2 separate regions of the Homo sapiens genome follow, and region 2 is linked to region 1. The links are chromatin contacts, found by POLR2A ChIA-PET in ENCODE. All regions are on one chromosome and are shown on one strand. The core of a region is the stretch at or near the end of the contact, and the rest is flanking DNA. Distances in the headings are between cores, read along the strand shown.

The links. ChIA-PET counts read pairs that join two places held with the same protein, here RNA polymerase II (POLR2A).
Region 2: POLR2A ChIA-PET joins it to region 1 with 12 read pairs in H1. The contact joins two enhancer-like sites. POLR2A ChIA-PET finds 5 or more read pairs at or near these places in 3 of 52 experiments (A673, H1 and Panc1).

The regions. Positions count from the first base shown.
Region 1 is chr15:90,615,130-90,620,987 of GRCh38, reverse strand. It overlaps CRTC3 (CREB regulated transcription coactivator 3), which reads right to left. Exons shown (of 15, transcript NM_022769.5): 8 at 3,020-3,105; 9 at 1,198-1,247. It overlaps CRTC3-AS1 (CRTC3 antisense RNA 1), which reads left to right. Exons shown (of 4, transcript NR_120372.1): 4 at 835-979. Among named protein-coding and RNA genes, the nearest start is that of LINC01585, 42 kb to the left of the region's middle. RefSeq lists an enhancer at 133-182. Within about 2 kb of position 3,115, at least 4 of the 41 ENCODE cell types and tissues checked have a DNase peak (open chromatin) inside an H3K27ac peak, as active enhancers do.
Region 2 is chr15:90,828,530-90,833,970 of GRCh38, reverse strand. No RefSeq gene overlaps it. Among named protein-coding and RNA genes, the nearest start is that of FURIN, 37 kb to the left of the region's middle. RefSeq lists an enhancer at 3,792-3,881. Within about 2 kb of position 3,935, at least 10 of the 41 ENCODE cell types and tissues checked have a DNase peak (open chromatin) inside an H3K27ac peak, as active enhancers do.

The DNA.
Region 1 (5,858 bases), core at 1,866-4,365:
CAGCTCAGCAAATCACCTGAGTTTACGTTTAACCTGCCAGAAAGAATGTCTGAGCTCCAGGTACTCAGTAGAGAGTGCCTTGACTGCGCTGCTGTGAGATACTCACAGGAAGCTCTGTTGGGGGAAATCACATTCAATGACTGCTTGAAGTGGATTTAGTTCACCCACTGACCCACTGGTGATTGTATGTACTAAGTCAGATCATGCAAGAATCCCATTTCCAAACCACATTATTTTGGCCCTGCAGCCTTGCTGTTTCTGAATTGGCTTCAGTTCCAAGTGGTGGGACTGCTCTCACGGACACTATGATAAACAGCCCCAGGAAGCCTCCTTGGGGCTCTCTCAGGACACAGCCCATCGAGTTCCAAGGGGTCCTCTCTGTGAACCTCCCCAGCAGCTGTCTGTACCGTCCCACGCAGCACACCAGCCGGCCCTCCCAAGGCAGTTTCTGTTAAGGCAAGGGCCTCATTATCTCTCTCATCTCCTCGTTCTCTCTTAGACTCAACTTCCTCATGAACTTCCTTTTTCATTTGCTTGTACTATATTTTTGTAAGTTGTCTCAAACCTTTTAGGGAGTGAAGTTGCATACTATTAAATCCACTAACAAATTAATGGTTTCATAGAAACTTTTTTGTATTGCAAATGGAAAATATATTTATCTTCCATTTATGTTTTTAAATTGTTGTAAAATAAATATACCATAAAATTTACCATTTTAACCATTTCTGTGTGTACAGTTCAGTGACATTAAGTACATTCACAGAAACTCTCTTAATTAACTTCTGTGCCATTAAGCTGCCAGGTGAACTGATGCTTCCCTTTTCCCCTGGCCAGGATGTCACCGATGCCCACAGCCTGCCACAGCTCGGGGCTGGTAGGCTCCTCTCGATTCCTGCACGTTTCTGCTTCTGACACTGCTTCTACCCGGAGAGTTGTGTATTTACCAAGAGTCAGTTGTGTGATTCTCAAACATACTTATGTAAGTTTTGTTTGTTATTATAGTCATGTAATTTAATTAGTTTAAACAGATGAAATATGAGTATCAAAAGAGAGTGGCTGTTTTTATGAAAATGCAGTTGACTTTCAATTTATGCATAGCAAGTTACGTTTCTGAGAGTTCTGTAACAAAGCAGCGAGACTTTTGGGAAAAACCTTCAGGATAGTCCCTGAAACACGAACAGAAAGAATATTACTTACTTGCCACCTCCAACATCACAGGATCGAGGGCGTCCTGACAGGGACTGAATCTGAGAAGAGACAATGAAAGCTGGGCTTACTCGCTGTAAAGCCAAATTCAAGTTTTTGAAAAGTGTCTTCGTAAGGACCTTGAGGCTCTAGTGGGCGCAAGTGAGAGCTTGCGTGTCGACAGAGTCCTCACACAGCAGCCTTTTAGGTTTTGGCATGACTTTTTTAAACTCAAACTTCCAGGCCTAAGGGAGGCATAATATTAATACATTTTCCTAATTTGATGCCTTATCAATTTACCTTCTGGATTAACATTAAAAGACCAATGTTTTACACATAGAGCTTTTTACGGAGTTTCACTCTTGTCATCCAGGCTGGAGTGGCAGTGGCACATCTCAGCTCACAGCAACCTCCGCTTCCTGGGTTCAAGCGATTCTCCTGCCTCAGCCTCCCGAGTAGCTGGGATCACAGGCATGCACCACCACACTCGGCTAATTTTTGTATTTTTAGTAGAGACGGGGTTTCACCATGTTGGCCAGGCTGGTCTCAAACTCCCGACCTCAGGTGATCCACCCGCCTCGGCCTCCCAAAGTGCTGGGATTACAGGCATGAGCCACTGGGTCTGGACGACATAGAGCTTTTAAATAAACATTTCTTTTCCAATTGGCTTGAGAGGAAATGAAATAAATAAAAGAAAAAAGCAGGGTGAAAAAAGAAATGAATGTCAGAAGAAACTAAGCTATTTCAACTAGAATATAAGCTCCAGACGGACAGGAATGAGTATTACAAATCCACAAGAACCAAGGGAGATGAACATCTCTTTCCAGAGACCAGTCCCTGGTACTCAGGGAGGAGGGCACACCACTGCCCTCTTTGGTGGAGAAGACATAGTTATCCTCTGATAAAAGCCTCCACAACCACATGTGCCTCTCACAGCCAAAAGACAGTGTGGTTGCTTCTCCTGTGTTTAAATATGTAAATTTTAAATCATATCTCTTTTTTACTTCCCAAATGATTAAACATCAAATACATCTTGCTTTTACAAAAAGCCTTTTAAGACAACTAATGCTAATGGTGACTCTGGTAGACTTGGCAGAAGAAAATGGAACTGGGCCAAAGGGATCCTAAACAGGTGGGGATAGTTAAGTACACAGGCAATACAAACAATTGCAATAGAGCATCCTTAAGGGCTGGAACAGATTAACTGTTTTCTTTCAAAGTCAACACAGCTTCCCTCTGGGAAGAAAGGCCAAGGCAAGTACCGTGGGACCTCCCCTTTCTTCCACAGTGGGTGAGGTTTAGAGAGCCGAGGTGGAGGTCAGCTAGCACAATTTTAGATACAAATTCTCAAAGGCGCATGGAAATCATAGTAAAACAGATGACTTGTCTACTGACTCTTGGAGGACTCAGGTCAAATGCCCTTGAGTTAAAAAGAGCTATCTGGTATACCAGTAATTCTGGACAGAAGCTGGAGACTGGTATAAAGTGCTGGCTAAAAAAACAGAAAAATCTGCCTATGACTTACAACCAGGTTTCAGAGCTTTTAGCAAAACAAATAAGATATGGAGGACTTAGCAGGGTTTTTTTTTTTTTTTTAAATAAGTCAATTCATATGAAAATTAGTAAGCCAAGAGATCAATGTGCTAATTCATTGACACAAGCGCGATAATTTTTACTTGAAACGTCCTTCCCTTGTATATTCTTATCTCTGTTCTCAGACAAATCTTCTCCTTTTCCCCCAGTTCCTCTTGCTTTCACCTCTGCAGGATTTTTCAATGACCTCTAAGTACAAACATTCAGTGACAACAAACATAGCTGAGTACTGTTCACCCACCTCCTTGGTCTCCCACAGTTGTTTTGGCAGTGGCTTCGGAACATTTAACAGATTCTCTTCTTTCAATGGGCCAGGGAAAGATGCTACTAAAGGGAAAAAAAAAGCAGCACAGTCATTGCATGAGAAGGCAGGAATCCAGGCCGGGCACGGTGGCTCACGCCTATAATCCTAGCACTTTATGGGGCTGAGGCAGGAGGATCGCTTGAGCCCAGGAGTTTGAGACAAGCCTGGGCAACATAGTGAGACCCCCGTCTCTACAAAAAATTTAAAAATTAGCTGGGTGTGGCGGCTCACACCTGTAGTCCCAACTACTTGGGAGGCTGAGGTGGGAGGTCTCCTTGAGCCTGAGAGGCTGAGGCTGCACTGAGTCATGACGGTGCCACTGCACTCCAGGCTGGGCAACAGAACAAGACCCTGTCCCAAAAAAACAAAGACAACAACAAAAAGAGAAAGCATCCATCCTACCTACCTTTGGCTGAACAAATTATCTTTGTAAAAACTGATTTAACAAATAAAATGTTTGACTTATTTAACACACAAAAATGACTCATTTATGGACTGTCTACTAGGGAAGCCACTTTGGGCACTACTGTGGGAGTTGCAGAAATGAGTAAGACATGGATTCAACCTTTCACGAATGTGTAATCTAGTCAGTGGATAAGGGCAACACATAAATAACGATCACTGAAGGAAAAAACGAGTGGAAGCCCGAGAGAGCCGAGGGTATGATGCTGCTGAGAGATGAAGTGCAGAAGAGGAAGAGGCCAGGAGGGCTTTGGAGCTGGGCACTGGGGGGAGCCCTTTAGAGACACAGGAGAAGGGAATTCCAAGAGAGGGGAAGGTAAGAGTGGAGCAACTCTTTTCAACTGGAGTGTAGGCTGAGTCAAGGGGATGGTAGGAAGTAAAATGTAGACAATTGAGGCCAGGGCAGGGGGGCTCTGCAGGCTTGGCAAAGGAGAGAATGGAAGAAGAGGGATGAGGAGAGAACCTGCAACAACGATGAAATGGGGAAAGTATTGAGAAGAGGAGTATTAGCTGGAAGACATGGTGGCAGTGAAGCTCCTTGGTTGTGGGATGGAAATGGGGGACAAAGAGGAACCAACAACCAAGAGGATCTGAGGCTGGGCAGCTGCCGGGACGGCTGTTGGCTCTTTAATGCTATGAAACAACCTGTATAAAGGGACCATTCCAGGGCTTTCTGCTTTAACTCTCTCAGTCGTGCCAGGTAAAACAAGAATGCTGGGTCACAGAACAAGTAAATACTTTTTATTCTCAGAAAGAGACCAGAAAACAAGGGCCAGCCCTCAGGAGTTAAGTGATCTGATGTCAGGAAGGGGATTCCAAGTTAGGGACACCAGTGACTACTCAGAACCAGGAATGCTGTTGAGTTCCAGTGGCCACAGAAGCTCCAGTGTGACTGTCATGACTATCCTGTCTTAGCCCCACACAAGATGGCCGGGTACCCAAGAATAATGGACCCCAGAAAGAAGTCACATGACACAGGGCCCAAACTTTCCTAGTAAATTTTGAGAAAAGACTTTGAAACAAAAACTCTAAAATAAGTTTATCTTGTATTTAATAAAACTGATGATATAAATGCAGTTGTGGACTTCTAGAATGAATTAAGTATGGGTAGCGGTCTAACTTATTTGACAGCACGGTAAGGGGAGGATACAATGCTCTTCAGGCAACCTGTCCAGTACCACCAGGGCAGCAGTCATTTCTGCTAAACCAGGCCATGCTTTGTCAGTGTTCCCAGGTGTCTCTCTTAATCCTGATATTTACATCACTCTCTTTTGAAGAGCGTATTTTGTCAACATCCTTGTTGATTCTCTTTTCTTCAAATGTTACCTGACTTAATCATTAATATAATGATAATCATTGAGACCAGCCTGGACAATGCGGCAAAATTCCATCTCTACTAAAAATACAAAAAAAAAAATTAGCTGGGTGTGGTGGTGGGTGCCTGTAGTCCCAGCTACTCGGGAGGCTGAGGCAGGAGAATCGCTTGAACCCAGGAGGCGGAGGTTTGCAGTGAGCCGAGGTCACACCACTGCACTCCAGCCTGGCGACAGAGCGAGACTCCGTCTCCAAAAAAAAAATAAAAATAAAAATAAATAAAAATAAATAAAAATTGCCCTGAAAGGTACTGTCAAATGCTGGGAAAAGTTTGAAGGACTGAGTAAGGTGTCATCACACACAGCTCAAGGCTACTTCTCACAAGAGGTTGGTTATAAGAACATGGTTGGGGCAGACTCCAGTGCCTTAATGGGGACTGTTTTCTTAGAGTTCATTGTTTTTAGTCCCTTTTCATATCCAAGATTTGTTGGGAATTCTTCGAAGCACTGAAGGAATGCAGTCAACCTTGAAGCCATTTATTAATTTCTGTTCTAGTGGATTAGATGTTTATTGATGTTTTACCTTTTTGTGATTTTATTCATGGCCTAAAAGGGCTTGCCCAGAAAAGGAGCTGCAGGATGATGACAGAGAGCTGTGCGTCTTGCAAGATGCTCCTCATTCATCATGTCCCCCCTAGGGTCTCACCTCTGTGACATATAAACCTAATTTAGTTGTTTATTTTTAGATTATAAAAATTAAATTCCAGATTATAAAGATTTAGAGAAAAGAAAACAGTCCCTGGTACTGAGTAAATAAATGAACTGTGTCTGACCCTCATTTGTCAATGGCTTTGAGTGTCATTTCCATAGATCTCCAACAATGTTTTAATTGGCTTTACGAAACTCAGTATCTTATGTAAGGTTTGCATTTTCATTTCATAACCAATTTGCATTTTCCTGGCATTGTTATCTGTCAACGAAGACGTTCTAAATGGGTAGAC
Region 2 (5,441 bases), core at 2,686-5,185, 210 kb before region 1:
AAATATATTCTATTTTACTTGAGTTTAACAGAAAAAAAAAAAAAGGCAGATCAGGTGCTATGGTTCACACCTGTAATCCCAGCACTTTGGGAGAACAAGGTGAGAGGATCCCAGGAGCTTGAGACCAGCCTGGGCAACATAGTGAGACCCCTGTCTCTACAAAAAAATTTTTAAAAACTAGCTGGGTGTCAGCTGCGTGTGGTGGTTCACACCTGTAATCCCGGCACTTTGGGAGGCCGAGCCAGGCAGATCACGAGGTCGGGAGTTCGAGACCAGCCTGGCCAATATGGTGAAACCCCGTCTCCACTAAAAATACAAAAAATTAGCTGGGCATGGTGGTGCGCACCTGTAGTCCCAGCTACTCAGGAGGCTGAAGCAGAAGAATCGCTTGAACCCGGGAGGCGGAGGTTGCGGTGAGCCGAGATTGTGCCACTGGACTCCAGCCTGGGTGACAGAGCCAGACTCCATCTCGAAACAAACAAACAAACAAACAAACAAACAGACAAACTAGCTGGGTGTGGGAACATGTGCCGCCTGTAATCCTAGCTACTCAGGAGGCTGAGGCGGAAGGATCACTTAAGCCCAGAAGTTCAGAGCTGCAGTGAGCCATGATTGTGCCACTGCACTCCAATCTGGGCAACAGAGTGAGACCCTGTATCTGAAAAAAAAAAAAAAAAAAGGCAAAAAAACCCAGAAAACTTGCTGAATCTTAGATAAATATTTACTTTCCACAAGAGCTATTACTTCATAATGAATTCCTCATGGTTAAGAAAAAAGATTATGAAATTAATTAAGACATTGGAGTCTTGGGGTAAAAACTCAGATGTTTCACTTTGAGCAAGATCAGTCATTTCTTGCGATAAAAAAGGCGACCACTCCCCTCAAACATCCTCCCTCTTCCTCTTGCCCACCCCAGCTCTGATTTTGATGCTGATATTTTTACTTTGTCAAGGTTTATTTATTTTTATTTTTATTTTATTTTATTTATTTATTTTTGAGACAGAGTCTAGCTCTGTCACCCAGGCTGGAGTGCAGTGGCGTGATCTCAGCTCACTGCAACCTCTGCCTCCCAGGTTCAGTCTGGTCTCAAACTCCTGACCTCAGGTGATCCACCTGCCTTGGCCTCCCAAAGTGCTGGGATTACAGGTGTGAGCCACCACGCTCAGATTTTGTCAAGGTTTGTAACACTTTTACTTTAAAACCATAATTCTCCCAGTATTTAGTCTTTTTTTTTTTCTTTTTTGAGAAGGAGTTTCACTCTTTCTGCCTGCAACTTCTGCCTCCCGGGTTCAAGTGATTCTCTTGCTTCAGCCTCCTGAGTAGCTGAGATTACAGGCGCACGCCACCACGCCCAGCTAATTTTGTATTTTTAGTAGAGATGGGGTTTCACCATGTTGGCCAGGCTGGTCTTGAACTCCTGACCTCCAGTAATCCACCCACCTCAGCCTCCCAAAGTGCTGGAATTATAGGCGTGAGCCACCATGTCTGGCCGCCTTTTTTTTTTTTTTTTTTTTGAGATGGGGTCTTGCTCTGTCGCTCAGGCTGGAGTGCAATGGTGTGATCTCAGCTTACTCTAACCTCTGCCTCCCGGATTCAAGTGATTCTCCCTACTCAACCACCCCAGTAGCTGGGATTACAGGCACTGGCCATCATGCCTGGCTAATTTTTGTATTTTTGTACACAGAGTTTCGCCATGTTGTCCAGGCTGGTCTCAAACTCCTGAGCTCAAGTGATCCACCCATCCTGGCCTCTCAAAATGTTGGGATTACAGGCATGAGCCACCATGCCTGGCTATCAGCATTTAGCCTTATAATGAAATTGAAATAGATTCCATTCCATTCTTTTTTTTTTTTTTTTTTTTTGAAGCAGAGTTTTGCTCTTGTTGCCCAGCCTGGAGTGCAGTGGTGTGATCTTGGTTCACTGCAACCTCTGCCTCCCGGGTTCAAGTGATTCTCCTGCCTCAGCCTCCCAAGTAGCTGGAATTACAGGCATGCACCACCACGCCTGGATAATTTTTGTATTTTTATTTTTAATGTATTTATTTATTTTTGAGATGGAGTTTTGCTCTTCTTGCCCAGGCTGGAGTGCAATGGCGCGATCTCCGCTCACGGCAACCCCTGCCTCTGGGGTTCAAGCGATTCTCCTGCCTCAGCCTCCTCAGTAGCTAGGATTACAGGCATGCGCCACCACGCCCGGCTAATTTTGCATTTTTAGTAGAGAGGGGGTTTCTCCATGTTGGTCAGGCTGGTCTTGAACTCCTGACCTCAGGTGATCTGCCCGCCTCAACCTCCCAAAGTGCTGGGATTACAGGCTTAAGCCACCACACCCGGCCTTCCATTCCATTCTTTAATGACATTTTGTCCAGGTGCCTGAAGAGTTTTTTCTTTATCCTTAAAGTTCAGTAACTTGGCCGGGCGCAGTGGCACATGCCTGTAATCCTAGCACTTTGGGAGGCCGAGGCGGGCTGATCACCTGAGGTCGGGAGTTCGAAACCTGCCTGACCAACATGGAGAAACCCTGTCTCTGCTAAAAATACAAAAATAGCTGGGCATGGTGGCACATGCTTGTAATCCCAGCTACTCGGGAGGCTGAGGCAGGAGAATCGCTTGAATCGGGGAGGCAGAGGTGGTGGTGAGCTGAGATCTTGCCATTGCACTCCAGCCTGGCAACAAGAGCGAAACTCTGTCTTGAAAAAAAAAAAAAAAAAAGTTCACTAACTCAGCCAGTATGTTCCTATGTTGGTCATTGTGAATTTGCTTCCCTGGAGTAGTCATGCCCTCGCAGTCTGTAGAGTTGGTTCTTCGTTTCAGGAAGACTTTCTCTAAATAGCTTTTTGTTTCAGTTGTTGGATAATCTACTTCAGGGAGTGCAGTCACCCTGATGTTGGAAGGTCTGGGACCCATAATGGTCATTTTCTCTCTAATTGTTTTAATTTGTCTTTTTCTCTAAATTCACTGCAATTATTTCAAGTTTCTCTCCCACACTATTCCCTTGCTTTTCAGATGCATGTACTATGTTGTAACTCTGTTTTTAGATGTGTCATGGTCCTGTTTTGGTTAATGCGTTTCCTCCCCTCTGCAGTTTCTTTGCATTTCCTGATATATATATTTTTTTTGTCATCTCTCCTTTTTTTCTTTTCTTTGAGACAGAGTCTCGCTCTGTCACCAAGGCTGGAGTGCAGTGGTGCAATCTTGGCTCACTGCAACCTCTGCCTCCTGGGTTCACACCATTCTCCTGCCTCAGCCTCCTGAGTAGCTGGGATTACAGGCGCCCGCCACCACACCCGCCTAATTTTTGTATTTTTAGTAGAAACAGGGTTTCACCATGTTGGCCAGGATGGTCTCAAACTCCTGGCCTCAGGTGATCTGTCCGCCTTGGCCTCCCAAAGTGTTGGGATTACAGGCGTGAGCCACCGTGCCTGGCCTGTCATCTCTTCTTTGTGCTCTTTTCATTCAACTTTTTTTTTTTTTTTTAAGAAATGGGGCTTCACAAGGTTGCCCAGGCTGGTCTCAAACCCCTGGGCTCAAGTGATCCTCCCACTTGGCCCCCCTAGCAGGTGGGCCTGACAGGCGCGCACCACTGCACCCGGCTCGTGCTTTTTATACCTGGTTCATATTCTCATTCACTTTTGTCTAGCGCGAAGCTATCAGTTCCAAGAAAGCCACTCAGGTCCTTGGCTCTGCTGGCTTTCAGCTGTGCCCCTGTGTGATTTCCTTCCCTTTCCTGGCACTTGCGTGTAGGGAGGCGTTGCAAGTTTTTTTCATCTTGCTCGGTTAGCTAACTCCTGACGTTTTACTTGTTCTGCTACGGGAACCTTCCTGTCTTCCCCGAAGAAGGGCAGTTTTGAGGCTGCATTGTTTTCAGTTGGGTAGCCTGAGTGCGCAGAGGTGGGTGGGAAAGTCCCCCCGGCTGAGGCCACCCTGCTGGGGGCCACAGGTCTTCTCTGTCCTGTCATCCCCTAAACATCCTGTGCCCAGCCTTCTGCCCTACTCCTCACCCCAGCAGCTGAACACGATAGCCTTGGAGGTCCCTTCTCACTCTGTCACCCAGACTGGAGTGCAGTGGCAAGATCTCGGCTCACTGCAACCTCCGCCTCCTGGGTGCAAGCAATTCTCCTGCCTCAGCCTCCTGAGTAGCTGGGACCACAAGCGTACCATCACAGCCAGCTCATTTTTGTATTTTTAGTAGAGATGGGGTTTCACCATGTTTGCCAGGATGGTCTTGGATTCCTGACCTCAGGTGATCCACCCACCTTGGCCTGTTGGCTCACTCTTTTCCCAAAAATTTGTCATTGTTGTGCATGTGGTCAGGTATTGGGGTTGGGGAGTTCGCCCCTCATTCTGCCTTCTAAAGTCTGAACTCCCCTCCTCAGGAGGCTCTGCAAAATGCCAATCTCCAGGGCCTGTCCACCCCAAGAGCAGAGGTCCGTGGGTCTGGGTGGGACCTCTCCCTCCCGCCCAAGTGATGCACCTGAGCAGGCTTGGGGTTGAGAAGTGCAGACTCATCCACCAGGAGCATTTGCATTTTACTCAAATTAAAGAAATGCAGCCCTGCTTATGTAAGTCTATATGGCACTGAAATTGAACAGTCCTGGAATGTCCAAGTGGGTGGGCGGACTTGATTATCAGCTTCCAGTGAGGGTCATTCTATTGGTGAGGCCTCGAGGCACAGAGAGGCGAAGTGACTTGCCCAAGGTCACCCAGCATGTCGGCAACAGGCAGGTTTGAAGAACTGGAAATGGTGACTCCAGACCTGGGGGCTGGGATCAGGGTGGCCCACTTCAGGGAGCAGGAAGGTCTTAAAAATTTAATTTTAATTTTTTTTTTTTTAAGACGGAGTCTTGCTCTGTCGCCCAGGCTGGAGTGCAGTGGCGCAATCTCAGCTCACTGCAACCTCCACCTTCTGGGTTCAAGTGATTCTCCTGCCTCAGTTTCCCAAGTAGCTGGGACTACAGGCATGTGCCACAACACCCTGCTAATTTTTTCTATTTTTAGTAGAGAAAGGGTTTCACCATGTTAGCAAGAATGTTCTCGATCCCCTGACCTCGTGATCTGCCCACCTCGGCCTCCCAAAGTGCTGAGATTATAGGCATAAGCCACTGCACCAGGCTAAATTTTAATATTTTTTTTTGAGACAGAGTTCACTCTGTCCCCCAGGCTGGAGTGCAGTGGCATGATCTCGGTTTGCTGCAACCTCCACTTCCTGGGTTCAAGCAATTCGCGTGCCTCAGCCTCTCGAGTAGCTGGGACTACAGGCATGTACCACCACGCTCGGCTAATTTTGTATTTTTAGTAGAGATAAGGTTTCACCATGTTGGCCAGGCTGGTCTCTAACTCCTGATCTCTAGTGATCCGCCGGCCTCGGCCTCCCCAAGTGCTGGGATTATAGGCGCGAGCCGCCGCACCTGGCCAGGAAAGTCTTTTAGTATGAGGAACCCATTA